4 separate regions of the Mus musculus genome follow, and all the other regions are linked to region 2. The links are chromatin loops, found by intact Hi-C in ENCODE. Cell type or tissue: left cerebral cortex. All regions are shown on one strand. Links, peaks and the distances in the headings refer to the core of each region. The heading gives the core; the rest is flanking DNA.

What was found. Peaks named below come from ENCODE experiments on the same cell type or tissue, not always from the same donor. Only the 100,000 strongest peaks of a DNase experiment are listed, where the experiment ranks them.
Region 1: it touches region 2 in a loop (2.1-fold over the local background); 4 of 42 quality-filtered maps call a loop at or near these places.
Region 3: it touches region 2 in a loop (4-fold over the local background); 4 of 42 quality-filtered maps call a loop at or near these places.
Region 4: it touches region 2 in a loop (9-fold over the local background); 18 of 42 quality-filtered maps call a loop at or near these places.

The regions. Positions count from the first base shown.
Region 1 is chr12:70,707,223-70,714,629 of GRCm38, forward strand. No RefSeq gene overlaps it. Among named protein-coding and RNA genes, the nearest start is that of Gm32322, 17 kb to the left of the region's middle. In left cerebral cortex, for the core only: no CTCF peak of the experiment used is centred there; DNase peaks (open chromatin) are centred at 4,071, 4,255 and 5,275; H3K27ac peaks cover 1,635 bases.
Region 2 is chr12:70,906,981-70,914,387 of GRCm38, forward strand. Gm32664 (a long non-coding RNA gene) reads left to right here. Exons shown (of 4, transcript XR_381658.4): 2 at 1,495-1,618; 3 at 1,839-1,995; 4 at 2,616-2,800. It overlaps Gm46355 (a long non-coding RNA gene), which reads right to left and starts at 5,174. Exons shown (of 2, transcript XR_001780623.2): 1 at 4,778-5,174; 2 at 2,473-3,770. Gm10457 (a long non-coding RNA gene) reads left to right here and starts at 4,907. Exons shown (of 2, transcript XR_003950189.1): 1 at 4,907-5,782; 2 at 5,952-7,407. In left cerebral cortex, for the core only: CTCF peaks have their summits at 3,441 (motif pointing left) and 4,269 (motif pointing left); DNase peaks (open chromatin) are centred at 1,365, 3,427 and 4,257.
Region 3 is chr12:70,474,756-70,482,162 of GRCm38, forward strand. No RefSeq gene overlaps it. Among named protein-coding and RNA genes, the nearest start is that of Tmx1, 25 kb to the left of the region's middle. In left cerebral cortex, for the core only: a CTCF peak has its summit at 3,047 (motif pointing right); DNase peaks (open chromatin) are centred at 2,462 and 3,007; H3K4me3 peaks cover 229 bases.
Region 4 is chr12:70,827,627-70,835,033 of GRCm38, forward strand. The region is part of intron 1 of Frmd6 (FERM domain containing 6); the gene reads left to right. Among named protein-coding and RNA genes, the nearest start is that of Frmd6, 5.8 kb to the left of the region's middle. In left cerebral cortex, for the core only: no CTCF peak of the experiment used is centred there; a DNase peak (open chromatin) is centred at 3,147; H3K4me3 peaks cover 934 bases.

The sequences.
Region 1 (7,407 bases), core at 1,127-6,126, 200 kb before region 2:
GGGTTTTCTCCCTCTAGCTCTGATGGTATGGAAGTTAGTCACCGGTCTTTAAAGCTTAGTCACTGCAGTGCTGCATGATTGGGCACGGAGTTGGATGTTGTGATGAAATGGAGGTTTAGGGTGCTGGCTTCTGCGAGCTTCTCCCCTGGGATTTGAGGAGCACGTTTTTTTAAAAACCCTTTCTTCTTTTCCTACTCTAGATTTGCATCTAGTCTGTGTAAATAGCACTGGCTCCTTCCCCATACAGTCGTCTCTCTATTGAGTTTTGTTTTTTGTTTTGGTTTTGTTTTGTTTTTTGCCTTCTAGAACATTCTACTTGAAGAGGTTCTCAGTGTTGCTGTCCTAACTCTAAAACAGGGGGGTTACAGTTTCCAGCCTTCCAGAGTGGGTGAATGACTGCTTTGTCATGAGAAAAATCAATGACTGCCACCACAGGAAGCAGGGTAGGGAGCAGTGGGACAAAGGGCCACACTCCAGCTGAGCAGTGGGGTCAGCTGTGTGACCCATCCGTGCTTGTTTGATGACTCAAACAGCGGAACAAAAATCCAGATAAGACCAGGAGCTTGTGCCAGGTGCTCTCCAGAGAGAGGTGGCTGGGCCCCAGTGCAGAAACTCAGCTCCACGTCATATTGCTTACCCAGAATAGCTGGAAGGGAAGCAAAGATGGGAGTCAGGGAAAGCCATTCCCTCCAAGATCTACAGTGCCTGATGATCAGGTGTCCACCAACACTCTCTGGCTTCAGTTGTATTGTTCTTTTAATAATAGCTCATTGAAGAATTGTTTGTGTACATTAACCCACCCCTTCAAGGGCTCAGAGATGCAATGGTTCTGGTGTACTTACAGACGTGGTGGCCATCATCACAGTCACTCTCTAGAGCACACGCATCAAAAGGAAGCTCTGACCTGTTGAGCAATCCCAACCGTATGTGCTGTAACCCCTTCCCTAAGTGGCTGGCTATTCTGTCTGCAGGTTTGCCAGTTCTGGCCTGTAAGGTTCTTGGTGACTTGCTTCTTCCATTTGGCTAAACCACCAAGGATCATCTATACCACAGCAAGGACCAGCACTTCATTCTCAGTTACTGCTGAATAAACTCCCATTTTGTGTGCATATATCGCCTTGTCTCACCCATTCACGTGACAGATGTCTAGGCAGTCTCCACTATTTCCTTATTAATGTAGCTCTGGACACTGATAGACACATCTTTGTGTGGACATTTGCTTTCAATTATCTCAGGGTTGAAATTGCCAGCATGTATGGAAACTCTAAGTTTTACTTTTTGGGGAACTGCCAAACTGTTTTTCATAGTGGCTACACTGCTTGACAGACTCAGCAGCAGAATATGAGGGCTCAGGTTCTCCAAGTCCTTGTCAACTAATTATTCTCCGCCTTTCAATCTCCAGCAATCTGATGGATGCAGAGCTGTAGGTAGCTCGTTGTAGTTTCGATTTGCATTTCCACCAGCATGGATGGCACTGGGCACCATATGATGTATATCTCATTTCGAAAAAGGTTGTACTCAAATGCTTCATCTTTATATGTAGTCAATCGTTTCGCGGGGGGGGGGGGGGGAGGGAAGGGGGACGGAGGCTTTCATGTGGCAGTCAGAGGACCACCTTAGGTACTGACCTATCTTCTTTGAGATAGGGTCATTTTATTAGTCACTACTGTGTACAGTCGATGAGCTGCTCGGGAAACGTCTCTCACTGTAGGAGCCCTGGAATTACAATGTGCATGAAGTACCCAGATTTACAAGGGCTCTGGGGATTTGAACTCAGGTCCTCTTGTTTGCATGGTAGGCACACTTACCCATTGAATCACCTTCTGAGCCCCTTTGGTCCATATTTTGTAAGTGTTTAGAAAAGGTATTTTACTTTATGACTTTGATCATTCATAAACTGACCTAGAAAATTCTGGGGAGAGCACTGTACCTGATGCTATGATATAAATAATGGTTTGTTGTGCTGGGGGGAAATTGTGTCTTAAAATAGACTAGTTTTGAGAACAACTTTAAGTTCACAGCAAAATTGAGACGAGGTATACATTTTCCTTGTGCCCACAGATGCACAGCACCACTACTACCAATTGCCCCCAAAACAGTGAAACATTTGTTGGAACCAGTAGCCTACACTGAGAGATTACTATCAAAAGTCCCCAAGAGTTTACCAGTATCAGTTCTCATAGCATCATACATAGCATTTCACTGCCCTAAAAGCCCTGTTTCACCTGTCCATTCCTCTCTTCCCCAATCTCTGATCTTTCCTCTACCTCTGTAGTTTGAATTTCCCACATATGGTACCTAACGTATTCAGATTGACCTCCTTAGATCTGAATATACAATTAAATTCTCTCCATGTCTTTTTGGGTATCAATAGTTCGTTTATTGTTAGTGCTGAATAATAATACCCTTTATGTTAATATACCACAGTTTATCTACTCACCTGCTGAAGGGTATCTTTGTTTTTGTTTTGTTTTGTTTTGTTTTGGGTTTTGTCAGGGCATGGGGGGATACGGGGGAGATAGGAGTTGTTTGTTTGTTTGTTTGTTTGGTTGGTTGGTTGGTTGGTTGGTTGGTTGGTTGGTTGGTTTTGGTTTTGGTTTTTTGAGGCAAGGTTTCTCTGCGTAGCTCTGGCTATCCTAAACTCACTCTGTAGACCAGTCTGGCCTCAGAAATCTAACAGTCTCTGCCTCCTGAGTGTTGGGACTAAGGGTGTGCACCACTACCACCACCTGGTTTTGTTCAAGTATTTACGCAGACATGGTGTCAGTTCCTTTGGATGAACATCAGGGACTATGCTTGCTGGGTGCATGATATGACTGTGTTAAAAAGGTCTTCCAAAGTGGTGGCAGGATTTTGCACTGTCCTGCCCACAACCCCCAAGCCCGCTACCCCACCCAACTCATGTCCAACCCTCAGCCATGAGAGTTCCCAGGGCTTCATGGCTTCATCGGTAATTTCTGTCATTTTGGATCTTGGCCATTGTGAGTCTTCAGTGTGATATCACTGTTGCTTTAATTGACAGTTCCTCAACGGCATGAGATCAAATATCATTTATCTACCATTTATATCTTCTCAGGCTGAGGAGTCTGGCTCAGCTCTTTGCCCATTTTTAAAACCAGGCTGTTCACTTCTTGTTGTGAGAGTTCCTGGTGTATTCTGGGTAAATCATTTATCAGATATGGAGACGCCATCTGTAAATACTTTCTTCCAGTCCGTGGCTTGTCTTCTCCTTTGACAGTGTGTTTTACAGAGCAGAAGTGTTGATCTCTGTGGGATCCAGGGTATCAACTACTCCTTTCTCGGATTGTGCCTTTGATATTGAACCTACGGTCATCTCGCTTTTCCGTTATCATTCTGGAGTTTTATACTTAAGGCCTTGACATTTTGGGTTGATGATCCACTGTGCGCTACCTCTTGCAAAGAGCAAAGGGCAGTCTGTCTGTTTCTGCTTGTGAGCTTTGCATACTTATTTTTTTGCTTTTTTGAAAGATTTATTATTTATTTTATGTATATGAGTACACCTTTGCTCTCTCCAGATACACTAGAAGAGGGCATTGGATACTGTTACAGGCAGTTGTGGGCCACCATATGGTTGCTGGGAATTGAACTCAGGACCTCTAGAAGAGCAGCCAATGCTCTTCACTGCTGAGTCATCTCTCCAGGCATCTATTTTTTTTTCTTTAATTGTATTTAATCTGTGCTCTACATTTGTCTCTGGGCTGCCTTCTGATCTGAGAATATCCTCTCCTGTCCTATGGAATGTTTTTGGGTTTTTTTATTTTTCTCTCTCTGTTTTGTTTTTCACTTTTTGAGTGTGTGATTTGAAGTACCGAGTTCTGATAACATTCAACTTCCTGTTTTTGTCTTCTTGTCATTGCTAAGAAGCCATTGCCTGTCCCAAGGTCAAGCATTTCTCTTCTGAAAGTCTTGGCTATTGCACTTAGAGTGGCTCTTTATAGTTTGAGATGATTCCCCATTGTGATGTGAAGGAGAGGAGCCGTTTCAGCCTCTTGCATGTGGATACCCAGGCGTGCTGGCACTGTTACAGGAAATCTATTCTTCAGTCTGTCTCAGCACTGTCATCAGAAACTCCTTTGTAGGAAAAACTCCTTTGTAAATTAGAAAGGCCCTGTCTCCTCCTGACCTGTCAGTGCTGTCTGATTGATCTATGTGTCTACCCGTAGCACAGTGCCTTGATTCCTGCCGCTTCTTGCTAAGTTCTAAACTTGGGAAGTGTGTCTTCTTCATTTTTCGTTTCCCACGCCATTTTGGCTAAGTCCTGTGGGTTTCCGTGTGTATCTGGGAATTTCTACAAAGAACTAATTTGGGATGTTGGTGGGGTGACTTAAAACATGGTCTCTGAATAACACATCTTATAGCTTCCAGTTCCCCAACACCAGCTGCTTCATTTAGATATCTGAAAATTCTTTCAATGGTGTCCTGTTATTTTCAACATCCTAAACTTGAATTTCTGTGGTTAAATTCGCTCCTGATGAGTGTTTTGTTCTTTCTTGATGCTGTTATAAATGAAATTGTTTTATAATTTTTTAATGTTCGTTGCTACTGGATTTGTACATTGTACTGCTAGTACACAGCAATGTAAAGTTGACATGTATACATTGATCATTCCCTCGTGTGTCCTTCTTGTCCTCCTCTACCTTCCCTCTCTCTCTTATTCTCCATACTCTTCTTCCCTCCTTTCTCACTCCCTCCCATTCTCTTTCCCTCTTTCTCCTTCTTTCCTTCCCCTCCCCATTACTTACTACTCTCCCTCTTCTCTTTCTTTCTCCCTCCTCCTATCTCCCTCCTCACACTGCATCCCCCTGCCCCACATCTCTGACTTGTCTTCCCCTCTATTCTTCTCTATCAGCTAAGCTGCTGTTGTCACTGCATTTTGCCGATGCTGCTCCCTCTGTCTGGATTTCACCTCTCATGTGTGATCTTCTGGCTCATCCTTTGGCTCGAGCACATGGGCTGCCACTATGCCAGTCTATGTGTCCTGGGTTTGGGGCAGCTGCAATACTGAGTCTCTATTGGTTTACCTCCCCGTAGTCCCTCATTTGCACTACCCATTGACTAAGGTTGCATCTATGAGTCTTTGCCCACTATAATTTCCTTATATAATATAAGGTTTGCCACCTGCAAAATACCCAGCATGAAGAGCACTCAACAAATCATTCTTTGGATGAAAGAAAGAGCAGTTAACACTTGGGGAAAACAGCTCTTGCTAAGAACTCTAGGGTGTGTGTAGGTGGGGCACATACCACCTACAGAACCAATCTGGCCTCCTTCGGCAGCATTGCATTCCAGAATGGAATGTGATCATCTTGGGAGAGCAGAGGCACAGAGATCCAGGCCAGTTAACTCTTCTGTGGTTGTTTCTCTACCAAAACTCCCTGCCTGGGGGTAGGAAAGTCAGAAAGAAAATTTCAGTTCCCTGAATCATTTGTAAGTGAATAAACTGTCTGACTCCTTTGCTTTTTTACCTGTCCTGAGGTACAGCTGACTTCTGCTGGGGGGAAGGGAAGAGATGCAGGATTTTCCTTGCCAAATTCCTTTTCCCTAACAAATAGGGAAATTCCTGACCAGCTGTTGCAGTGAGTAGAAAGAAAAATATTCCCTTGGAACCCTGCGGCAGAAGACACTTTGTGTGCTGGCTCCTCTCAACGAGTGTCTAGAGCCTTCCAACTACTGCTCTCTCACCCGGGGTTCTTCATAAATCTCAGAAGCAGCAGCCGGTGTTTTGTTTTGTTCTGAGTTGGAATTTCCTTTAGCTTCAACTCTGGTGTTCAGAGGGCAGGATAAAGCCTAGAACATCAGGAGGGAGACTGGGGGTGATAGACAGGAGAGGGAGGAATGAGCCCAGGCTGAGATGGGCTGCAGCTACTCCTGATGTGGGATGGACCATCCACCCCATCTGGGACTCCACAGTCTGCGGCCTGGCCAACAGAGGAGATCCATTTACATTTGGGGATATTATCATATTGAACTAGGCTTAGGCTTCCTGTATGAATTGAGCTTTGCTGCTGGGTGTGCTGAGACCTTTAGACACACAGAGTAATGTACTGTGAGACTGAAACACTGCTATGTAGGCATCTCTGTTCTAGCTCGGGAGTCTCCATCACCTAGCCTAGCACGAGGCCTGGATCAGAGTGCAGCTTAGCTGAAAGGACAGAGTGTTTAAATAAGATGATGTAAATTAGGTTTTCCCTTCCTCTAAACCAAAGGGTGCAAATGTCCACAGCACTTCAGTCACTTAGGGGAGGTAGGTCACCAGTCAGGAACAAATCCTGTGAGTAAATAAGTCAAGTCATTATTTTACCATCAATTAAAAAAAAAAAAATCCAAGAAAATTGATTTCAAAATGAAAACACATAGCTTACTGTGTGTATGTTCTGAAATGCTTTGTCAGAGGAGACGACACGTGTTTATACTGGAACAAAAATGAAAGGGGAAGTTTGTAAACGCAGTGCTCGCCCTCCTACCCTGTCAGCAATGTGTGTCCGGTCAAAGTTACCTGATGAGGCTGTTGGTGCTGGCTTGGTTTTGGTGGAGGAGATTGGGGGTTGGAAGGGGGAGGGTGTTGTTGTTTGGGTTGGGTTGGGTTGAGTTGTGGTTGTGGTTTTTTGCTTATTGATGTCAAAATATCTCTCTACTTAAACGGAGAAAAACGACTTCAGCAAACTGTTCTAAGGTCAGTAGTGCTGTGTACAGTGCCTTGAACCTCGGGTTTCTGAGGATTTCTGGGCACATTTCCAGTCGCTTCCGATCAAGTTTGCCTCTAAATGGAGCAGAACTCTGAGTCAGGACGACGTCCTTGCTAAGTTTGTTACAAACTTAGCTAGACCTGAATCTGCTGCCTTAGCTTCCTCGGCTGTGGGAGCGTTCCCAGTCACCCAGGTGCTATTTTGGTTCCACACGGATTCAGTGAGCATGGTCTGAGGAGCCAGGGAGAAGACCGGAAGCTCACTTCGAGGTAGAGGTATCATTTTCCCCTCAGTGAAATGGATGAACTTCTCCAAGGGTGGCCCTGATGACTAACACGGGGAGAGGATGAAAGGAGAAGGCAGGAGGGAATTGTTTTCTCAGCGATCCCAGAGGCCAGGCGAGACCCATTATTAAGATGCGGAAACGTGTGCCTGGTTTTTGGCTGAGAAGAAAAGAGCAATAGAAAGGGGGAAAAAATGCTGAAAGCAAATGAGAAGAAAGGGCTCGGGGAGAGATTAACCTTGACCAGGGAACAGAACTGTGACGTCGGGTGTTGCGTGGGAAGAGTTTTGAGTGGGGAGACCGAAAGCACACTTATGTAACCAGGCCCTGCAGAAATGTCATTTAAAGTCCTCAGCAGCTTCGCAAGCTAAGAAGCAGAAGCTCTGGAGGGTACTGTGAGGTGCCTCTTACACATTC
Region 2 (7,407 bases), core at 987-5,986:
GGAAGAGAAAGAAAAGGCGAGGGTGCCGACATCCAGGACCTGCAGACATGGAAAACCAGCTGGTGCTCATGGGCCAGATGGAAAGAGAAGGCTTGCAAGAAATGACTCAGAGGGAAGACAGGCATGTCCAAACAAGGAAGAAAAAAAAAAAATGCAGGGAACGCCCGAAAACCAGTTCAAGGCAGATCATCAGGGAATTTTCAAAAACCGAGAAAGTCTCATAAACGTGGTTGTTTCTTAAAGAACGATACAGGAGGTTTATAGTTCTGTGAAGAATGAAAGAGCTGGTGATACAAATTCACACTGAGCAAACCAAAGAGCAGCAAACTGAGGACACCTGGTCAGGTAGCACTGTCTGCTCCCTACCGGAGCAGAAACCAGTGCCTGGGGGAGGGTGTGTGTAAAGGTGCCTGGGAGAGTCTCACCTTTGCTTTTAGAAAGCTGCTAATGGCCTAACGTGAAGGAAGAAGCGTTTAGAAAGCAGAATGCCTTTGAGAAGTATGGACATAAATCCTCCTCTGAAACCACACTGTGGGTTGAAATCATTGCTGTGTGGAAATGGTGCCTAGTAGTGTCTTTGACTCTTAACTTATGCAAATGTACCGCTTGGATACAATGTTTTTGTTGTTGTTGTTTCTTTTTTTTTTTTTTTTTTTTCTTTTTTTAAAGAGATCAAATTTATTTCACTCACTAACTACTGAACTGCTCTTAGTGGCTTCGCTTTCCTGGAAAGGGTGGCGTTGATGGGGTGGTGACATGGCTTCTGTCCGGCAAGTATTGCTGTGTTTGGGTAGAAAAGATAGGACGGATGCATAGCCCAGTGGGCTGCAGCTCCTCCAGAGGCCCAAAGACGCTTCCTGGCAGTGAACTCGGACTATTCAGCGAGGTGCTGGGATATTAATGAAAAGCCTGGAGGGGCCACATGGGAGTTGTTAGTAGGAAGGTGCCAGAAGGTAAGGCGGCTCCCTTTTCTGGGCAGGCAGGGGAGCGTGGCGCTGATGCCCTTGAGAGCGATCTGGTTTGAGTTTCCTCACTGAGAACAGCCAACAGATGGGTGTCTGGTAACCCAGCGCCCCTGTTAAGAGGATCCAAGTCAATTGTTCCACCTGGCACTGGGGCCGGCTCTGCCTCCAGTTTCAGCTTCAAGCCTCTTGGGGGCTAAGGACAAAAAGTGGAAGCTGAGACTGTATTCAGAGGGAGGGGCTGTAGACACAGAGGGTGCGGTGCCTGGAGTTGAGGGAAAGGATATCTCACCAGAAATCTGTGAACCAGCCCACCCTAGATCAAGGGCTAGGAAATCTAAAGGAGGCTCTGAAGCTACATCGGGAGCTTTTCTAAGAGCCAATCAGAACCTGGAGGAGTGCTGCCAAGGACCATGAAACCCATCCAGCCTTCAACTCCTCTCAGACTCCTGTTGGTACTAAACATACACACCCGAGCCACAGCCCCAAGCAGCCATCTCTGAGTTCTTTATCTTCTTCTTCTGTCCCCAAGTTCAGATGCAAAGGGAACTGTCTGCACCCAGGAGCCTGGGATGAATGTTGAAACTCTGCCTTTTAAACTGGGGACCTGACCACCTCTGTCTGTGATGTATTGGTGCCACAGGAGCCCACGGAAGGTGAGGGCGTGGCTCCCAGGTAGGGGGCGGAGCTCCCCAGTAGGGGCGGGGCTATTTGGTAGGGACTCTCCTATAGGTCATTGCCATTTTTTCATTCCAGTCATCTCCAGGGAGTGATGGTGTGAAAAAGGAGGGGCAGAGATCATCAGGGAAGGTGAAGTGATGAATGTATTAGATGCTAAAGATTAACAAAGCTTTCTTTGTTCTTTAAAAATTGCAGTTAAGTTGTTCGAGTAGGTTCAGAAACCATTCCCCTCCTCGTTTGCAACGGCATCCCAAGGACCTAATTAGTGCAGGGCCTGGCATAGGAAAGGTGCCCAATTAATGCTGAAGTTAGCAACAAGTGGAAGTTCTGTAGCCACGTGCCAGGAAGCCAGGTGAGTAGGGTAGATCACAAACACGTCTCCCCCTCTCCACTCTTCCTATGATCCATCTCTCCATTCTGGTCTGCGCTCCCGCCTCTACTCTGACAGTTCTCGCCAGCCCTCCAGTTCTAAAGCTGGCTTCTATTGTGTCTTTACCCTGTAGAGGCTTGTCAATAGCACCTGTCCTAACCTCCAATTCTGACTCACTAACCCATTTATTTACTATTTTCTGATGGTTGGTCTCCTCTTACATCATCACAGTGTAGGCTCTGAGAAAGCTTGCTAATAGACGTACTAACCATAGTCTTCCAGGGGTGCAGACCAGAGCAGCGATACAGGCACCCGTCTGACCCCTCGTGGAAACCCTACTGGACCAGGTGTACATGCACCCCTATGCAGCTTCTGATCAGATATGTAGAACAGCAGACATATGGATTTAGATAAGTGACTATAATAACGTTTGGCTATGGTAGAAAACTTAGCCGTAGATGAACAAGAAGAGGAAGAGACTTGTATTCATCCTAAATTACACATTTTTTGTTTTGTTTTGTTTTGTTTTTCTGAGTGGGGCTGATCTTAGGATGGATTTTGCCTACTCGGTGTTAACTTTCCTCCAATTCCATCCTCGGAAGCTGCTGGTGCCCCAGGGTGGTCGTGCTGTGCATTGAGTTTTCCTCACCGATGGACAACAAGCAAGGATTATCTTGAGCAGAGAGCTGAAGCGCAGTACAAGATGGTTTTGCTCTGGGGAAGACAGAAGCACATCAGATCGGATGAAATAGGAAAGCAGCTCTCGGAAGTGATCAGAAGACGCTGAGCACTGAGGGTGGGTGGGGAGGGCGGACGGCTCCAGGTGGTCTTCGTTCTGCACCGGACAGTGAGAATTCTCTTTCATCCCGGCTAGGTGTTTATGTGACCAAATGCAATTGTATGTCTTCAAATGTTCCCGGAACCCCACATTCTGAGGTTTACAGGCCTGAGGGAAACCATAATTCCGTCTTGGGCAGGACCCCAGTCAAAGGCTCAGCTTAGAGACAGCCCTAGGTAGATGTCGCTCACAGCACTAACTGTTCAGGACTGGTGAACAAAACCAGAGGCAGCGATGGCATGGCGTACAGATTCCTGGTCCCACCCTGTGTTTCCAAACGGTGAGCAAAGCAAGGAATTGGCTCTTAGAGCATCTCCCTCACTTCCTTGGTTGGCAGATGAGCGATTCCCAAGCATGATATGTGGGAAAGGGGAACGGTTTTCTGGAGCTGTAATCAGATTGCAAGTAGCTTCTTTTGTTTCTGCTCACGTCGGTGACAAACAGGAAAGGAATCCTGCTGTCACTATTGGGTGTTAGGCAAGCCTGGGTGGGTCTAGATGAACTGCCCTGCGGGGCAGGGAGGACCTCAGTCAGAGCTGGGCTTTTCTGGGCCCTGCCTGTTCTGACTGCAGCCTGACCTCTGGTGGTCGAAGAGAGTAATGCACAAGAGCAGCTCCAGGGGTCAATGTATAAATGATAGGCTTGGAAACGCCCCCTGAACTTCATTCACAGCGGCCCTGGCCAAGCCTAGGACTAGCTAACGAGGTTGTATCAGCGAATAGATTCCATGGTCCTGTGTGGCCATCCTTTGGCCTGGTGACTCCTGGGTTGTGAAGGCAGAGGTCAGGATGGTGCCCTTGCAGTGAGCTCTTTCCAGTCAGGAGTCTGGAGAGGTAGATGGTGACTGTGTGTGGTTCATTTAGCCAGTTACCTAACACACCGCTGAAGGCCTTCTGTAAGTCCAGCACTAGGCTGGATGCTTGAAGGACAAAGTAAAGAAAGATATGTGAATGGCCCTCTACCCCGGAGTCAACTTCAGACCTGTGAGAAGCAGAGAAAGACACCAAACCCAAAGGCTGTCCTTGGCTTAGCGCTTTGATTTCCTGCTGGCTTCTCTCCACTACCAGTCACATTCACACAGAAGAAATTACTTAACACATGAAGCACTTCTGGGAGGGGAGTTCTTTTGGTTGGTTGGTTAGTTTTAGATTTTTGAGATCAGGTTTCTCCATGTAGCTCTGGCTGTCCTGGAACTCACTCTGTATACCAGACTGGCCTCAAACTCACAGAGACTGACCTGTGTCTGCCTCCCGAGTGCTGGGATTAAGGGCACTGCCCAGCTGAGGGAGGTCCTTTTATAGTCCTCATTTTCCAAAAGAGAAAGAGTCTCAGGGAAGATCAGACTGTTTGCCCAAGGCCACCTAGCCCCGGTCCCGGTCAGCCTTCCTTCAGTGCTCACACTGCGGTCCACACTGCCCTCTGGTGGTCACTAGAACCCTCTGAGTACCTCACCTCCAGTCTTTGTGCCTCTGTTCGGTTGCTTTGCATCTACTTCTCTCTCACTTTAAGGCTTATTTGTTTTTTATTTTATGGGTATGTTTTGCTTGCATGTGTGCAAATGTAACACATATCTTCAGTGCCCATGGAGGCCAGAAAAGGCCAAGGTCAGATCCTCGGAGCTGAAGTTAGAGAAAACTGTGAACCACCATGTGAGAACCAAACCCGGGTCTTCTGCGAGAGTACCCAGAGCTCCTTACCACGTCTCTCCCCCCTCTCACTTTAAAAGTCATCTCTAGCCGGGCATGGTGGCGCACGCCTTTAATCCCAGCACTCGGGAGGCAGAGGCAGGCGGATTTCTGAGTTCGAGGCCAACCTGGTCTACAGAGTGAGTTCCAGGACAGCCAGAGCTATACAGAGAAACCCTGTCTCGAAAAAAACAAAACAACAACAACAAAAAAAAAAAAACCAAAAGTCATCTCTACTCACTCGCCCATCTTGACGCTCTTTCTTCTGCCCTGCACGATGTTGCATGCGCACCTGCAGTCACCATTTACTGCTGCCCTGTCTCTTCCTACCATTTAGGACCACGCCCCTTCACCCGCGTTAAGACGCCCTTCAGTTCATGTCCTGAACTCACTTCCTCCTCTCAGTCCATGACAGAAGATCTCCTTTTTAAACCAACACACAATCAAAACACAGAAGCAGAAGAGACTCTCTGCCCTCTGTCCATCTGTCCATCCTCCCTTTAGCGTACAGTCCCAGAAGGTATCCATCCCAACCGTCTCTGCTTTCTCAACTCCATTTCCCGTTCACCTGCTACCCTCTGCCTCTGCAACCTCCTCATTACCAAACTCTTGAGGAGGTTTCCAGGCTACACTGTGATGGAACGCTGCCTGTTAGCGAATGCTTCCTCTTTGGGAGCTCTTGTCACTCGTTGCTATGACAACAAGCCCTTCTGTGCTCTTTCTACCTCGAAGGTCATCCCCCAGTCTCCCTTCTGGCTTCCACCAGCAGCATCTCTGGTCCCTTCCCAGGTCTGCTCCCAGACTGCCCTCCGTGACTTCCATCTCTTGACTTCAACCACTTCATGGTTTGAACTGCACCTATCCAGTGCCGTCTCCCAGTACAGAGGGAGCCTAGCCATACCACCCCCCAGCCCCCAGCCTTGGATACCTGCTAGTCACCTCTACCTCCCTGTATTTAGAGCACCTCAGATCATTATCACAACATTCACTTCTAAACTAACTCCGCCTGGGAGTCTCCCTATCAGCTTGTGAGGCCACGGTCTGGCCCCGTCCCTCACCCCCTTAAGCCAGAAATTTGGAGATAATTTGGAAATAACCTTTTTTTTTCAGTGTTGAGAACTAAAGACAGAGCCACTGGGCAACTGCTCTCTGTCTAAGCTTTGTCTCCTGCCCAGAAGTCATCCTTGATACTTGACAGTCGGCCATTTAGTAGACCCTCTTATGTGGGTCTCCCAGATGTTTCCAGGTATTTATTTCACCAGCATCCTGCTTCTAGCCACCATTGTCTTGTTCTTAAACTACTGCACTGTCATCCTAACCTGTCTCCACATGTACAGGGAGATGCATGGAAATCTGCCTCCCCATCTCAGAGGGATCTGTGTACATTTTTGAACTGCCTTTCCTGAAATCTCCAGGGCCTCTCCACTGCTTCCAGCGGGAGCTCCAGCCCTTTGGTGGCCTATGCAAAGTACCCTGAGATCTCGAAACTGTTTCTGGTACGAGCGTCTCCTTCACCCTCTGTGGCCAAGCTCTCCAGCAGCAAAGAAGTACTGTGGTCCCTGCAGGTGACTTACAGTTCCTCCACTCTCATCAGCATGCCTCTCTAAGGACAATTTTTTCCTCACCCTAGCCACACTCCTCTACCCATTCACACTTATCAGGATCAGCACAGACCTGCAAGCAGCCTGGTGAACAGAAAGTGCCTCAGTGGAGAGGCCCGTGTCTCACTGGGGGCTAAAATGGTCATTGACGGCACTGAGGTAGGGTCCAAAGGAGTTTTCCTTGGTTTCTTAACTACTACGGTTTCATCTGGAGGTATGGGTTCTGACTACCCCATTTCCAGATGTATATTTCCAACCATTTATTCTTGCATCTATACCACATTTTGCAGTTTCTTGGGAAAGATATCATCACCTAATGTAAGCACTGGGCCTGTGATTCCCTCATGCAATCCTAATAGTCTCCTGTTTGCAAAATGAGATTTACCAGCCACCCACTGCAGATACTCTAGGTTTCCTAACGTGCCTTATGCAAGTAGGGAGGACTTGAAAAGAAAATGAACACCCCCGCCAGCAGAGGGCAGCAGGGAGCCTGGGCGCTGAGGACTGGCAGAGTCAGGCTTGGGTGTGTCTGAGAAAGGATGCAGATTAAATTCCACTCCTATCTTGCCAGGACTGGTACAGCCACAGGAGATAGATGGTGTATGTGTATAGACATGCTGAAGCAGGGGACAGGGAGAGAAGTGTAAATGCATGCCTTTGATGGTGGGAGAGGAAGAAGGAATATATTCCAATCTGTTTGACAGACAGAGAAAGGGTTTGGCTTTTTTGTTGTTTTGTTTTGTTGAGATAGAGTCTTACTCTGTAGCCCGTGGTAACCTCAAATCCATGGTGACCCTCCCGAGCGCTGGAATTACAGATGTGAGCAATCACATCTGGCAAGGAATTCATGAATTTTAAAACCTCACCAGTGCTCAGATGTTCCCTGATCGATGGAAGAGAGCCCCCCCACACACACACACACACACACACACAGCTCATGTTGGAGTTGGGAGACCTGATTGTGTGGAAACAAAGACAAGACAGCAAGGTAGACGCCATGCAGGAAGGCTCTGCCTCTTTCAAGACACTCTACCGGGCCTGCACGCTCCGGCTTCCTCCACCCTTCAGGTCTCGTCCCAAGCAGAATTCCCTTGGTGCTCTCTGGCATAGCCTTACTATTTCAGGAACGAAGGAGGCAGCTTTTGAAAAATAAGTACATTATCATCTCACTTGAAACCTGTTCTAGGGGCTGAAGAGATGGCTCAGCGGTTAAGAGCATTGACTGCTCTTCCAGAGGTCCTGGGTTCAATTCTCAGCAACCACATGATGG
Region 3 (7,407 bases), core at 907-5,906, 430 kb before region 2:
TTACCCGAGCCAGGTGTAGTGGCGCATGCCTTTAATCCCAGCACTTGGCAAATCCCTGTGAATTCAAGGCCAACCTGGTCTACAGAGTGTTCCACGACAGGACAGCCAGGGCTGTATAGTCAGACCCTGTCGGGAGTGGGGCAGTGGGGGTGGGGTGGGGAGTGGAGAGGATACACAAATTGTTTGGCTGTGTCTACCTTAGTAGTCTTTTTAGGTTTCCCTCTTACTAAATATAGTACCTGGAACAGAAGTGCTTTTTTTGGTGTAATGATTTTGTACTTTAAAAAGCTGCTTTCCTTTTAGTATTTTGCAAACATTGAACATAAATAAAACTTATTATACAAGGTAACTCTTTTGTTACACTGGGGAATCTACAAACCAGGGCATAAGGATAATAATGTCATGAACGTGTGATGAGTTTAACTTAACCTCTGCATCCTGAAGTTAAAGACAATGCTTTTGTTTCTCCCTTTGGCTAGGAACTATTGCTAAGCCAGCTGAGGGTTTGTATCCCTGCTTTCTACTCAACCAGCTCTTAGCTCCAATTGATAAAGTCTTCTTTTAGGGAAAATTTAAAATATGAGGTGTTATAAGTGCATAAATGCTGGGGTTTTTACTTCTATGTATACCTTCTATAAAATTAGCCCTTAAGTGTTTTATTCTGGTATGTCCCGCCTGTGGCCTGTGGGTCACATGTGTCCCAGGATAGCTATGAATGTGTCTCAACATTTGTAGATAGCAGTGTGACGTGATTGAACACACATGTAGAGAGTGACTTTCCTCAAGGCAGGAGAAAATTGTAAAGAAAATTCTTGACAGCTGCCTTCTGAAGAAATTTAGGTATAACAGAGGGCAATTTGGTAAAAATAATTAACGGGATTAATTAATTAAACAAAAATAATTTTGTTTAATCTGGGAAAAGGTACATTTGTAATTAGCTTTCTTGCTGAGGGAAGATTGATATTAGGAAAACTTTCATTCATTTGGCAAGATGCAAGCCTTGTTTATTTGTATAGACCAGCAGAGTCGGGGTTTTGAATTATGTATGATCTAGCCGTCAGTATGGCTTGAGTCCCCTTAATTTGTGTGGAGTTTTACATATGTTTATTTATGGTCATGTATTTTTCTAGCACTCATCTTTCCTTGGTCCTAGGGTCCTGTGCTGGCTACTTTTATGTCAACTTGACACAAGCTAGAGTCATCAGGGGAGGGAGTCTCAATTGAGAAAATGGCTTTATCAGATCCTACTGTAGGGCATTCTCTTAGTGATTGGTGGAGGAGGACCCAGCCCATTGTGGGTGATGCCATCCCTGGGCTGGTGGTCCTGGGTTCTATAAGCAAGCAGGCTGAGCAAGGTATATGAAGCAAGCCAGTAAGCAGCATTCCGTTTTGAGTTCCTGTTCTGACACTCCTCCAGGGATGAGCAGTGAAGTGTAAGCCAGATAAATAAACCCTTTACTCCACAGTTTGCTTTTGGTCATTTTTTTTTTAATTATAGCAATATTAACCCTAACTAAGACAGGTCCTTCTGGCTGGGTTTATTGTACAATACACAAGGTGGGTTAGTGGGTGTTAGAGTTTGCTGTTTAAGAGAATGTTTCAGGAAAAACTTTTTTTCCTTAGAGAGTTCATCCTAAGGAAAACTGAAAGCAGTAGATGGAAGTGATGTGCCCTGGGAGTCCGCATGCTGAGGGAGCACACGTAATGGTCTTGATGTGTCACCCTCTCTGGTGTGTTAACTTGAGTCTGTTTCACTTTACAGTAAAATTCTCCATCTCTTTGTCATTCTCTCTTTCTCCCTCCCTCCCTCCCTCTCTCCCTCTGTTTCTCTGTCTTTGTCTCTGTCTGTCTGTCTGTCTGTCTGTCTGTCTGTCTGTCTGTCTCGGTATGAGTGTGTGTGTGTGTGTGTGTGTGTGTGTGTGTGTGTGTGTGTGTGTGTGTTAGTGTATATGTGTGTATATTATACTTAGGAAGTGTCTTTCATCATAGAAGGAGCCCTCTGACTCAATTACCCTCAGATCTTTGCCTGGTCCCTTGAAAACCACATTTAGTGTGCTATGCTTCGTGGCTGTCCCCAGCTGCTATTTATTGTTTGTTTGCTTGTTTGTTTGTTTTTTTCCCCCAAGGCAATAAGGAACTTGGGCACTGACTAACTAAACGCTAACTCCATAGTTCCTGTTTTGTTTTTCTTCAGGGAAATAGCTAACCTCGATGACAAGCAGGCATTACTGTCAGGACAGGAAGCCCTGGGCACCTGGAGGCGGAGCTCAGTGCTAGAGTTTGCCCAGCACCTGGCCAACACCACAGGAAAGGAAGAAAAACTGAACAAGGAGAAGAAGCAAAGCTTCGCACTTCAGGCACAGAGCGCCTGGGCGTGGCTGCGGAGAGCAGACAGGCAGCTTGCGCTGTTCAGATCGAGCAGCAGAAAGGATAACTGATACTTCGTGCTTCTCTTGGATTCCACTCAAAACAAATGGGCACACTGTCTACTATTTAACTCGGGAAATCTCTCCAGGGAGAAAACGCAGCATAAATAAAGTTTTCAAACTAGATCAAAATGTCCTTTTTCATCATTGTTGATCCCCAGTGACAGGCTGCTTTAGGGAGCACAAGAAGGCAGGGGGCAGTGCTGAGGTGTCTGTTTGTTTGGGTGGCAAATAAATAAATAATTAAAATAAAAGTACAACTTGACTTACTTCCTAAGTTTTCTCTCCCTGACCGTAGAAAGCCCTCTTGGCCCGTGTTCTCAGTCCCACACCGGAATCTGGAACAGTTTTTTCATAATGGAGTAGAATTGTCAGATTCAGTCTGCCGTAGTAATGGATATTTTGTGGGTTTTGTGAGTACTCCCACTGATTGGCTCTAAGGGATAGCCTGTATCACTTTCTTCGCTTGAGCCTCCATGATCCCTCTCTACAGTCCCTGAGACAAGGGTGAGTGAGCAAGTAGGTCATGTGGAAGTGATCCCATTAAGCTAGGCTGAGAGCGCAAAGGAGCAGAACGGGCCCCAGGGGGCAGTACTGAGATCTATTGCCGAGTTGGTTTCTGTGTGGCTGACAACTACTCAGTTATTGATGGGAGATAGTCTTCCAGTTTTTCTCAGAACTGTTTGCCTGGGAAACAAGGCTGGAAAATATTTAGATGTTGTGTTCTGCCTCCTGTTGGCTAACCTTAGCCATTGCAGGCACCGAGTACAAGAAGTGGAACCAAAACGATCTATGGAAAGTCTTGGTGGTGGATAACAGATGCCCCACAAAATGCGGCGACGTTAATGTGAGTCCGATGAATTCTGAGCGCACAGTATGCCTTCGGTGACTATTTACTGCACCGGAAGCTATATATCTGTGAAGAAAGAAACCACTCATTATCATCCCCGTTTTCACAGATCTGCCAAGGATACGTGGGCTAGGTTTTATTTTCTGATACTTTAACAAGATATTATTCTACTGACTGGAGATAGCTTTCAGCACTCTTCCGACATGATTTATGCAGCAGTATCTGAAGGTTTCAATCAAGGAATAACAAAAAAGGTATTTCACCTTATCATTCCCTAAAGACTGGAAGTACTCGGAAGCGTTCAACTCCGAGGTTCCAGTTATCTTGAAATATGTATTGGTTCACAAACTAGACTTGTTAAAAAGAACACAGAGAGTCCCCTGTGTACTTAATCAGCATCCCCTCTTATTAGTATGTATTCAACAGATCGATAAGGAGATGACCACTGATACCATACTATTAATCCACCATTAAATCTTACTCGGATTTTTAACAGGTTTCCCGGTAAAGTGCCGAGATTCTGCAAGACCAGCCTTCCTGGGTGTTTCATGGCCTTAATGTATTTGAAGGTCACTGTCTGTTGCTTCAGAGATTCTCAGTCTGCTGCGGTTTGTGAGGTATTGGGGTATTTTCTTATGATTAGAATGAGATTAGACTTTTTTTTTTCTTTTTGCAAGTATACCAGAGAGGTCCACTTGTGCCTTGTTCCTGGGAGTGAGATGTGGGAATACCTGCTTTCAGAGTGTCTTAGCACAGGATGGTGCTTCCCTTGGTCTCTGACACGGTTGTGTCCGACCTCTGGGCTCTAAGGCGCCTGTGCTTTCTTCTGTAACCAGTGGGTGCTTCGGAGACTAGGGACCTGTTACATTTCTTAGAAGATTTTTACCATCCATTGCTAGTTATGTATAACAGTTATTTAAGAGATTTGCTTGATGTTGGTCTTCTCTTATCTCTTCCGTGTGTGTTAGTTTACTTTGGCTCCCAGGCAAAATCTTCTGTGATTGTGATGTGAACTGTTATTCAGAGTGCTTCAGCCCTTGCCGTTGGGAATGTCCCTGAGTTACTCCTATGTCCTTTGAATGTTCATTTCTTACTTTGAACACTCCCTTTCTGGTATCATGTTGTCCTATTGCAGGCCTGGAATCAATCGTTTTTCCAATGAGCTTTTGTTCTGTTTATTAGAGAATGTTTCTTGTTTGTTTTGATAGTGCTTAACCCTGGCTATCTGAGAACTCACTATGTGGACCAGACTAGCCTTGAACTCACAGTGATCTGTCTGCTTTTGCCTCTGGAGTGCTGGGATTAAAAGTATGCTAATTGCCATGCCCATCCTGAGAGCAGTACTTAGAATCTAAGCTCTTGAAGCTATGCTCATTGCTTCTAGGCTCTTGTGGCTTGAATTTACAATGCCCCCACAGTCCACTGCTTTGAATGCTTGCTCACCAGATAGTGACACTATTTCCAGAGGTTTGGAAAAGGTGGGAGGTAGAACCTAGGCTGGAGTAAGTAGACCACTATGTGTGAGTCTCTAGAGTATGTCGTGATCCCTTCTGCCCACTGTTTCTCAGAAACCATGATGTGAGCTGTTGACATTCTCTCTCCACTGTGATGTTCTCCCAAGCTTGTGGGGCCAACCTATAATGAGACTGAGGTCTCAAAAACTGAGCTAAAACAAATGATGCTCCTTGGAGTTTCTCCTCAGGCATTCTGCCCACACTGATACAAGAATCAGTAATACAGAAGACAGCTTGGCAGTAGTACATGGGTGTATATCAAATACACACATTCACATGCAGGTTTTTAAAAAACATTTTTATAGCAGTCACAATACTTGGGACTTTTCTTTTCTCCTTCTTGTAAACTTGTTATTTATTTTATTTTTTTTCCATTTTTTATTAGGTATTTAGCTCATTTACATTTCCAATGCTATACCAAAAGTCCCCCATACCCACCCACCCCCACTCCCCTACACACCCACTCCCCCTTTTTGGCCCTGGCGTTCCCCTGTACTGGGGCATACAAAGTTTACGTGTCCAATGGGCCTCTCTTTCCACTGATGGCCGATTAGGCCATCTTTTGATACATATGCAGCTAGAGTCAAGAGCTCCGGGGTACTGGTTAGTTCATAATGTTGTTCCACCTATAGGGTTGCAGATCCCTTTAGCTCCTTGGGTTCTTTCTCTAGCTCCTCCATTGGGAGCCCTGTGATCCATCCATTAGCTGACTGTGAGCATCCACTTCTGTGTTTGCTAGGCCCCGGCATAGTCTCAGAAGAGATAGCTACATCTGGGTCCTTTCAATAAAATCTTGCTAGGGTATGCAATGGTGTCAGCGTTTGGATGCTGATTATGGGGTGGATCCCTGGATATGGCAGTCTCTACATGGTCCATCCTTTCATCTCAGCTCCAAACTTTGTCTCTGTAACTCCTTCCATGGGTGTTTTGTTCCCAATTCTAAGGAGGGACATAGTGTCCACACTTCAGTCTTCATTCTTCTTGAGTTTCATGTGTTTAGCAAATTGTACCTTATATCTTGGGAATCCTAGGTTTTGGGCTAATATCCACTTATCAGTGAGTACATATTGTGTGAGTTCCTTTGTGAATGTGTTACCTCACTCAGGATGATGCCCTCCAGCTCCATCCATTTGGCTAGGAATTTCATAAATTCATTCTTTTTAATAGCTGAGTAGTACTCCATTGTGTAGATGTACCACATTTTCTGTATCCATTCCTCTGTTGAGGGGCATCTGGGTTCTTTCCAGCTTCTGGCTATTATAAATAAGGCTGCTATGAACATAGTGGAGCATGTGTCCTTCTTACCAGTTGGGGCATCTTCTGGATAAATGCCGAGGAGAGGTATTGCTGGATCCTCCGGTAGTACTATGTCCAATTTTCTGAGGAACCGCCAGACTGATTTCCAGAGTGGTTGTACAAGCCTGCAATCCCACCAACAATGGAGGAGTGTTCCTCTTTCTCCACATCCACGCCAGCATCTGCTGTCACCTGAATTTTTGATCTTAGCCATTCTGACTGGTGTGAGGTGGAATCTCAGGGTTGTTTTGATTTGCATTTCCCTGATGATTAAGGATGTTGAACATTTTTTCAGGTGCTTCTCTGCCATTCGGTATTCCTCAGGTGAGAATTCTTTGTTCAGTTCTGAGCCCCATTTTTTAATGGGGTTGTTCGATTTTCTGAAGTCCACCTTCTTGAGTTCTTTATATATGTTGGATATTAGCCCCCTATCTGATTTAGGATAGGTAAAGATCCTTTCCCAATCTGTTGGTGATCTTTTTGTCTTATTGACGGTGTCTTTTGCCTTGCAGAAACTTTGGAGTTTCATTAGGTCCCATTTGTCAATTCTCGATCTTACAGCACATGCCATTGCTGTTCTGTTCAGGAATTTTTCCCCTGTGCCCATATCTTCAAGGCTTTTCCCCACTTTCTCCTCTATAAGTTTCAGTGTCTCTGGTTTTATGTGAAGTTCTTTGATCCACTTAGATTTGACCTTAGTACAAGGAGATAAATATGGATCGATTCGCATTCTTCTACATGATAACAACCAGTTGTGCCAGCACCAATTGTTGAAAATGCTGTCTTTCTTCCACTGGATGGTTTTAGCTCCCTTGTCGAAGATCAAGTGACCATAGGTGTGTGGGTTCATTTCTGGGTCTTCAATTCTATTCCATTGGTCTACTTGTCTGTTTCTATGCCAGTACCATGCAGTTTTTATCACAATTGCTCTGTAGTAAAGCTTTAGGTCAGGCATGGTGATTCCACCAGAGGTTCTTTTATCCTTGAGAAGACTTTTTGCTATCCTAGGTTTTTTGTTATTCCAGATGAATTTGCAAATTGCTCCTTCTAATTCGTTGAAGAATTGAGTTGGAATTTTGATGGGGATTGCATTGAATCTGTAGATTGCTTTTGGCAAGATAGCCATTTTTACAATGTTGATCCTGCCAATCCATGAGCATGGGAGATCTTTCCATCTTCTGAGATCTTCTTTAATTTCTTTCTTCAGAGATTTGAAGTTTTTATCATACAGATCTTTCACCTCCTTAGTTAGCGTTATGCCAAGATATTTTATACTATTTGTGACTATTGAGAAGGGTGTTGTTTCCCTAATTTCTTTCTC
Region 4 (7,407 bases), core at 910-5,909, 79 kb before region 2:
CTATACAGGTTTTTTAAAAATCTGCCATTCAACTGGGTTGGCTGAATTGGGGGCTGTTGGAGACCATTCCACATTTAACTATGCTTATAAAGCTTTTGGCTTTCAGAACTTATGACATAATGGGCTGTGTAGCCTTTTGTGGCAGTTGCTTGGAATGCAGGTTTCAAATAGAATTGTTTTGGACAGAGTCCTCAGTTTTTAAGAGTTCTGTGTAAATGACTCCTGTCTCACAACTAAGTTTCTGATAAAAGAATTCTTTGTAGTTTTCAACTTGAATGTTTTACGTTTTGATTTCTAGAGCCGTGTTTTCTTTCTTTTTCTTTTTTTTAAATAAAACCTGCAAACAATTATTTTATTACATGAAAGCCAGTACCAAGAAGAGATTAATTCAGTCCAGATGTAGAAATGTATGTGAATTGTAGGTTTGGGTGATCTCAACAAGTTTGCCTTTTGTTGATGAGGCTGTCTGGATCCCAGATGGCATCCACAAATTATCCCATAGGCCTGTTTCTGAATTGAAGTCTGAATTTCATGGGCTTTCTCCAAAGTCGCTTTAATGTTATTTTAAATCTTCTCAAGAGTAGAAAGCTTTCTGGACATACGCAGAGAGGGCTATTTTCCTGTTATTCCTAATTGAGCCTCATAGTGACCTAGTGTAGTACATGGAGTCTGTTTCTGGATGTAAGAGCAGGAGGTATATACCCTTTAGGGTAACTAGCCTTAAAGAGGGTTGGTTTTAGTTATTTGAGTCTAGCTTTTCTTTTCTTCTCTTCTCTTTTCTTTTTTTAACGGGAGTTGGGGCAGGGGACAAACAAATTTCAGGTGTTTACAGCCTTCAATAGAATTCAGCTATAAGAGTTTGTGGCTTCAAGTTATTTTGTTGTTTGATTAACCTCAACCCTCTGCCCCCTCCTTACTCTAAACAAGCACAGTTTAAATGAGAAAATTGAATGATTGTTTTCCGAGAGTCAGGGTTCCTCTCTGCAACAGCCCTGGGCCTGGAACTCACTGTGTAGACCATGGTAGCCTTGAACTGGAAGAGAACTGCCTGCCTCTGCTTCCTCTGTGCTTGGGTTAAAGATGCCCACCGCCACACCGGGCCAGACTGATACATTTTTAACCAATCCATCAGTACTCCACACAAGCTCTGATGGACATTTCCAACCTCCTGTTTTTAGGAAGTCATTGTATGATTGTGGGGTTTGTTTTGTTCTCGTTGTTTTTGTCTTTTGATTAGTTTGTTTTGTTTTGTTTTGTTTGTTTTTTGAGAGAGGGTCTCACTATATAGCTCTCTGGCTTGTCCTGTGTAGACCAGGCTAGCCTCAGACTCACAGAGATCCACCTGCCTCTGCCTCCTAGTTCTAGGATACTAGGATGAAAGGTGTGAGCCACCACCTCTGGCTTTTGTTTGGCTACATAACAACACATTTGGTAACTTTGCTATGTTCTGGTTATGTGTGAAACATGATTTCTGTGAAGGTGTTTTATGAATAGTGAAATTTTAATTAAAGCCCATCTTCTCTAAAGCTGAGCAGGAAAAGTGGTATTGCTGGCTTCTCTGGCCAAACTCTGGATAGGGGATAGTTGAGAGGGCTTTTCAGTTTGCCCGTTGTCCTGGAGAAGGGCTTTGCTGATCTATGTAAGTAAGAAGAAACAAATTAAAGGAATAATTTAAGAGGAACTAGGTAGCAGAATATTGAGCACTGGGTTACTTGAAAAATTTAAACTTAGAAGGATAAATAGTGAAAAATCAATGCTGAAGTAGGAAGAACTTTTTATCTGAAAATAGAAATTAAAAGAATATCTTTCTAGCTGGGCAAAGGGCAAATTCGGGAATTGATGTGCCTAGGGGTCTGTATACAGCCTGGAATGAGCTGGCAATTGATTGTTGTCCTGGAAACCTTGCCTCCCTTAATGTTGATTCACCAGTTTGCTGTTAAGTGGTGTGTATGGGCTGACTGTCATTACTACTCACCCCCACCCGGCCACATCTCCTGTTAAAGAATGGAAACTTTTGTGTGTAAGTGCTAATGATTATACAGACATTTAATTGGTCAGTAGCATTTTAGAAAGCTATTAATACATACTTGATAAAAACTGGGACCAAAGGGTGCTTCAGTAATGCTGACGAGATTAGGTTTGGGGTGGAAGTAGGCACTCTGCACATCTCATTATGTTTCATGATTTAGTAGTGTAATTACTTCTGGTGCAAGTTTGTATATGGCCACTCTTTGTATGCATCGAGTGGAGCCATCGTGCAGTATATCAAATTGATCAAAGAAAGATTACAGAACACCGAGGAGAAAAAAAGAAAAAGAAATTGATCTGACAGCCAGCTCTGTTGCTCCAGGAAGAGAAAAATGTGTTGAAACAAATTCACAGATGAACCAGCTAGAGTCCTGAGAAAGAGAAGGCAGTGCTTACCTGGGGCTTCCCCGACTTTGTCTCTAGCTCAGCATTTCTTACCTTTCTTTTCCCCAGTCTGCATGCCCACTGAGGCAGAGTTCAATTAGTAAGGCAGTAGGGATTCAGGCATTAGCCAGGTGACTGTATTTATCATGTACCCACGGGGCAAGATTCTGATCAAAAGTGTCAATTTAGATGGAGAGTATCCTTCGTGAGTTATTCTTAGATGCTTTCCAGCAAGCTTGTGATTTATAGAAAATGATGTCTTATATTAGCACACCGCCGTGGCCTCATGGGAGAGAGAAAGTCTTCCCTAAAGTAAAGTAAACTCAGGAGCTGGCTCTCTGGTCACATTAATAGAAATGTAATTAATATCCTCCCCACAGGAAACAGCATGTGCTGCACAGTTTCAGGGGCTGGCTGGCTTTCTTTCACACCTTTTGGTCCTTGCTGGTCCTTTTGGTCCTTATTTCTTTGAATCTGTTGCTCGCTTACTATATATGCTCGGAGACATGCACAACTCAGAATCACCTGGCACAAAGCTGTCTGGGCCAAGAATGATCACCAGTCCAATTTCTTATCTAATAGGTTAGTTTTAATCTGTTCTTAGATGTCATCTAAATGCAGTTACATATAGGTTGCTTGGGTTTCTTGTTTCCCTTTGGAGGGTTGCGTGGTGTGTCTTCTTTAGCCCAACAGTGTCACGTTATACATAGAAATCGGTGTAAGCGTTGGCGGTTAGTATGTCTGTTTCCGAATTCTACTGACAGACACTTGGATAGTGTGGGGATGATACGTAGTGACTAATCTTCTGATGACTCCAAAGAAATTTGAGTACTTCAGAATTGAGAGCATAATCTTAACATTAAAAGCAACAGAAATAACTTAAAAATAGGATATGGAAGGATGAGAGGGGCAGGAGCAGCAGCCACACTGCAGGTTCAACGTGGAGCTCAAGGTTTATGAGTTACAGTTCGAATCGTGTCAGCCAGACCGTGGCCACACTTAAGCTAAGCATCAAAGATAGGGAAAGGGGCCTTAGGTGACCTATCAGCTAACCATCGGGTTTTTAGAGGTGGAATGACTCAGACCTCGTCTCACCCTAAGGACCATGTGAGCTTCTCCAGACCTGGTGTAGTCCAGCCAGCAGCTAAACAGATGGGCTGCTGCCCAGACTAGTGCAGGTTCTGCCCTGCTGGGGAGAACACAGGGCTGGAGCCCCGTCCTTCTCATTCTCATCTGCCAGGAGGCTCAGTGCCTAGAGGGTGATTGCCCTGTTCTGATTCACTCCACACTGCTGTGTGTCTGCTCAGATGGTCCGACCTGTCAGTCAAAATGGATCTGTAGCAAGATCAAGTCTCAGTTCCTCTCTCCCCCTCCACTGCTGTTCTCCACGCTGAGCTGTTGGGATTTCTCTCTTTCCACTTCTCCATCCATCTCATCTTTCTCCTGTCTAGGCTGGCCAGTGACATGTTGGATTGTAAATGCTGAGTGCGTATTTTGAGGACTGTCTTTAAAATCATGTATTTATTTTTTATTTTATTTTATGTACATTGGTGATTTGACTGCATGTATGTTTGTGTGAAGGTGTCCGATCCCCCTGACACAAGAGTTAAAGACAGTTGTGAGCTACCACGTGGGTGTTAGGAGTTGAACCCCAGTCCTCTGGAATTACATACAGCCAGTGCTCTTAACCTCTGAGCCATCTCTGCAGCCCTGTAGAGGACCTTTTAATTTGCTGCTGTTTCCCCTGTTTATGCTTTTCCCCTCTCTGCAGTTTCCCTTTCTCTGCATCTTCTCCCCCAACAAATAAATGTCCTCAGAACCATCCAGTCTTCACCAAAACCAGTGTTGAAATTCTGACGTTGAGTGCTGCGGCCCTCCCGGGAAGCGCTTAACCAGAACCCTAGGGCTGTGATCTCACTGAGAGACCCAGTGATGAAACCAAGAGCTTGGGAACTATGGGTACACACACCCACACACACACACTCACACACACACACACACACACACACACACACACACACACTCACACACTCACACACACACACACACACACACTCACACACACACTCACACACACACACACACACTCACACACACTCACACACACACACTCACACACACTCACACACACACACACACACACACACACTCACACACACACACACACACACTCACACACACACACACACACACACTCTCTCTCTCTCTCTCATGTCTCCCTGAAGAGTAGAGGACATTTTCATGGTTCCAGGCAAAGTATAACATTTCAGTTTAGGCCCATGAAAAAGGTGGTAGTAGATGATAAAATCACAGAAAGTTTAAATGAGAGCACGTCATCCTCGGCCCTGTTGGAATGAGGTACTGCTCTCAGCAGCACAACGTAATCATGCATACTCTTGGGAATGTTCAGATACACTGACCAGAGATCTGTAGCCTCTGACGGATGCCCAGTAAACTCACAAGAGGAAGTCATGATAGCTTGAGCAGTGGATAAAAGAGGCAGGGAAGTAAGATGGTAAGATGGGGGGTTTTCTTTCTTTCTTTCTTTCTTTCTTTCTTTCTTTCTTTCTTTCTTTCTTTCTTTCTTTCTTTCTTTCTTTCTTTCTTTCAAGACACTGTACAACCCTGGCTGTCCTGGAACTCTGTACCAGGCTGGCCTCAAACTCAGAGATCCCCCTTTCTCTGCCTCCTGAATGTTGGGATTATAAGGGTGTGGCCACCTCTGGCTGGCTGATTAGGACTTTTTTTTTTTTTAAGTTAGCATGTATTTGTTTTACACAGTGATAGGTTTCAAAAGATATTTCCATTCCAGTGTGTCACATGATTTGGCTTATATTCACCCCTCCCCCTCATGCCCTTCCTTTACCCAGCTATTATTGCTTCTCTCTTTATGTCACAGACACATAAGAATTTCATATATGTATATGACATCTAGGGACCATGTATTAGAGAAAATGTGGTATATGTCTTTCTGACTTTGCTTAATCTCATTTAATACAGTAATGTCCAAATTCCTTTCATTAACATGCAAATGACTTACTTTATGATTAAATAACACATACACATGGGGGGGGTTGTCAGGGACCAAATTTTCTTCATTCATTCATTCATTCATTCATTCATTTGCTGATAGGAAGGCACCAGGCAGACTCCACAGCAGGCTGTCATCATGACTGTGTGTCTCTAGTATGCTGACCCAGATTCCACTGGGTAGCTTCAGAGTCACTCCCTGGCATCCATGCTCTGCTGTTCTCTATTGGGTAACAGGAGAAATCACCTGTGCTTTGCATTTCCTTCTCTTCTGTAAAATGATGGGTGATAGAAAGATTACCTGCCCCACAGGGTTCTCGTGATCGGTAGATGAAATGGTACATGCGAGACAACCAGCCTGGCTTTGGGCATACAGTAAGCGGTCAAGTGGTTTTAGCTGTTATCAAGAGGAAACTACATATGGGAAGATAAATAGGCTTTTTAGAGGTTGCCTTTGTTTACTGCTAGTTCATCGGATTTTCTTCTCAGGAAAAGCAGGCAACAAAACCTAGTGATATCTATTAAAATATTGGGCAGTTTGTGCTGCAGGAGGGGCAGCTGGCCTTTCCCACTGATCACTAATTGATGGAAAGAAGTTCCCCTACCTCCTTCTAATGGTATTTGCCTTTACAGATATCAAACAGTAAATCCACATATTAAAAATAACCTCTTTATGGTCACTCATATTGGGTAAAGTACTTTCAAACTTAAGAGTGGCAGAGGACCCTGGTTTCTGCTCATACACCCTGTAGAATTTCCCATGAGCCCCTTTAAAGAAAGCTCCATTACTGGGATGAACAGTTGTTTAATACATATACATGCATGCACACACCCCAGTTTATATACTGTGAGTCAAACCCTTAATGACTTTCTGTTATTGGGCCCAAAGTTTAAGATTTTTAAAGCCATTCATTCAGAGGAAATTAATAGTCCGAAAGTTTCAGAGGGAATATTTAAGCCAAGAGGAACTTCACTTAAGCACATTGGGAAGATACATTTACATCTAAACAGCATAATTACAAGCGCAGCTATGGGCCAGCAGGACCCATGCTGTATCTTTCTCATCTGCTCCTTGGGAGTGAGGGGTGCTACCTCACATGGCCTGTTCCTGTCTCCGCACTCTGAAAACCTCAGACTTGGATAAACTGAACACTTCAGAAGTGTACACTAAGCCCAACAGAGAGCAGGCTTTATGGAGTGTTCAGAACTGTGCCAGGGAGTGGCTGCAGCTCCTGCCAGAGTTCACCTGGGTAGTGAGATACATGCACACGGAAGGGGATTAGATGTTTCTGGATAAGAGATATATGGAGCCTCAGTTATCAGATAACGAGCAGTGTTGCTCCAGTAATGGGGAGGAAGCCAGTTGGAACTCCATCTCAGGAACTTCCTGGGGATGTGGGAAAAGCTTCAAGTATTACAAGGAAACTAAGTTAAAATGGTGGAACGCTTAAATTCAGTTGTTCATCTAACATAAAACGCAGCCAGCATATGCCAGTTTGTGTTGTAGGCCCCAGAGATGTGTAAGTGAACAAACTAGAGAAAGAAAAAAAAAAGCCCTCTCTTCGTGTTTGTCATTAGGAATGAATAGTAAGTAGAGTACATTTTATGTGCGAGAAGAAGGTCATGAGTATGAAACAAAAGGAGGTCAAGGGACAGGAGAGATGATGGTCCAGGGAGATGGGGACATTCCCGCTGAGGTACGGACACTGTTGTTGGGGTTATGTCTAGTAATTTCGTAGTGAGTCGGTAATGCTGGGAGTTGAAAGTGTGCTTAAATGCACCTGATTGACTGAACAGCACAGTGCTGGGGAGACTGTGGGAGGGGTCTTGGGATCATTTGCCCTGTTCAGTCAGTATCAGGAGACTTGTCTTAAATATCACCAGCCCCGGAAACACCAAAAGCCAAAGTTTGGAACATTTTATTGTATATCAGTTTTTACATTACAGTAAACAACAACAACAAAC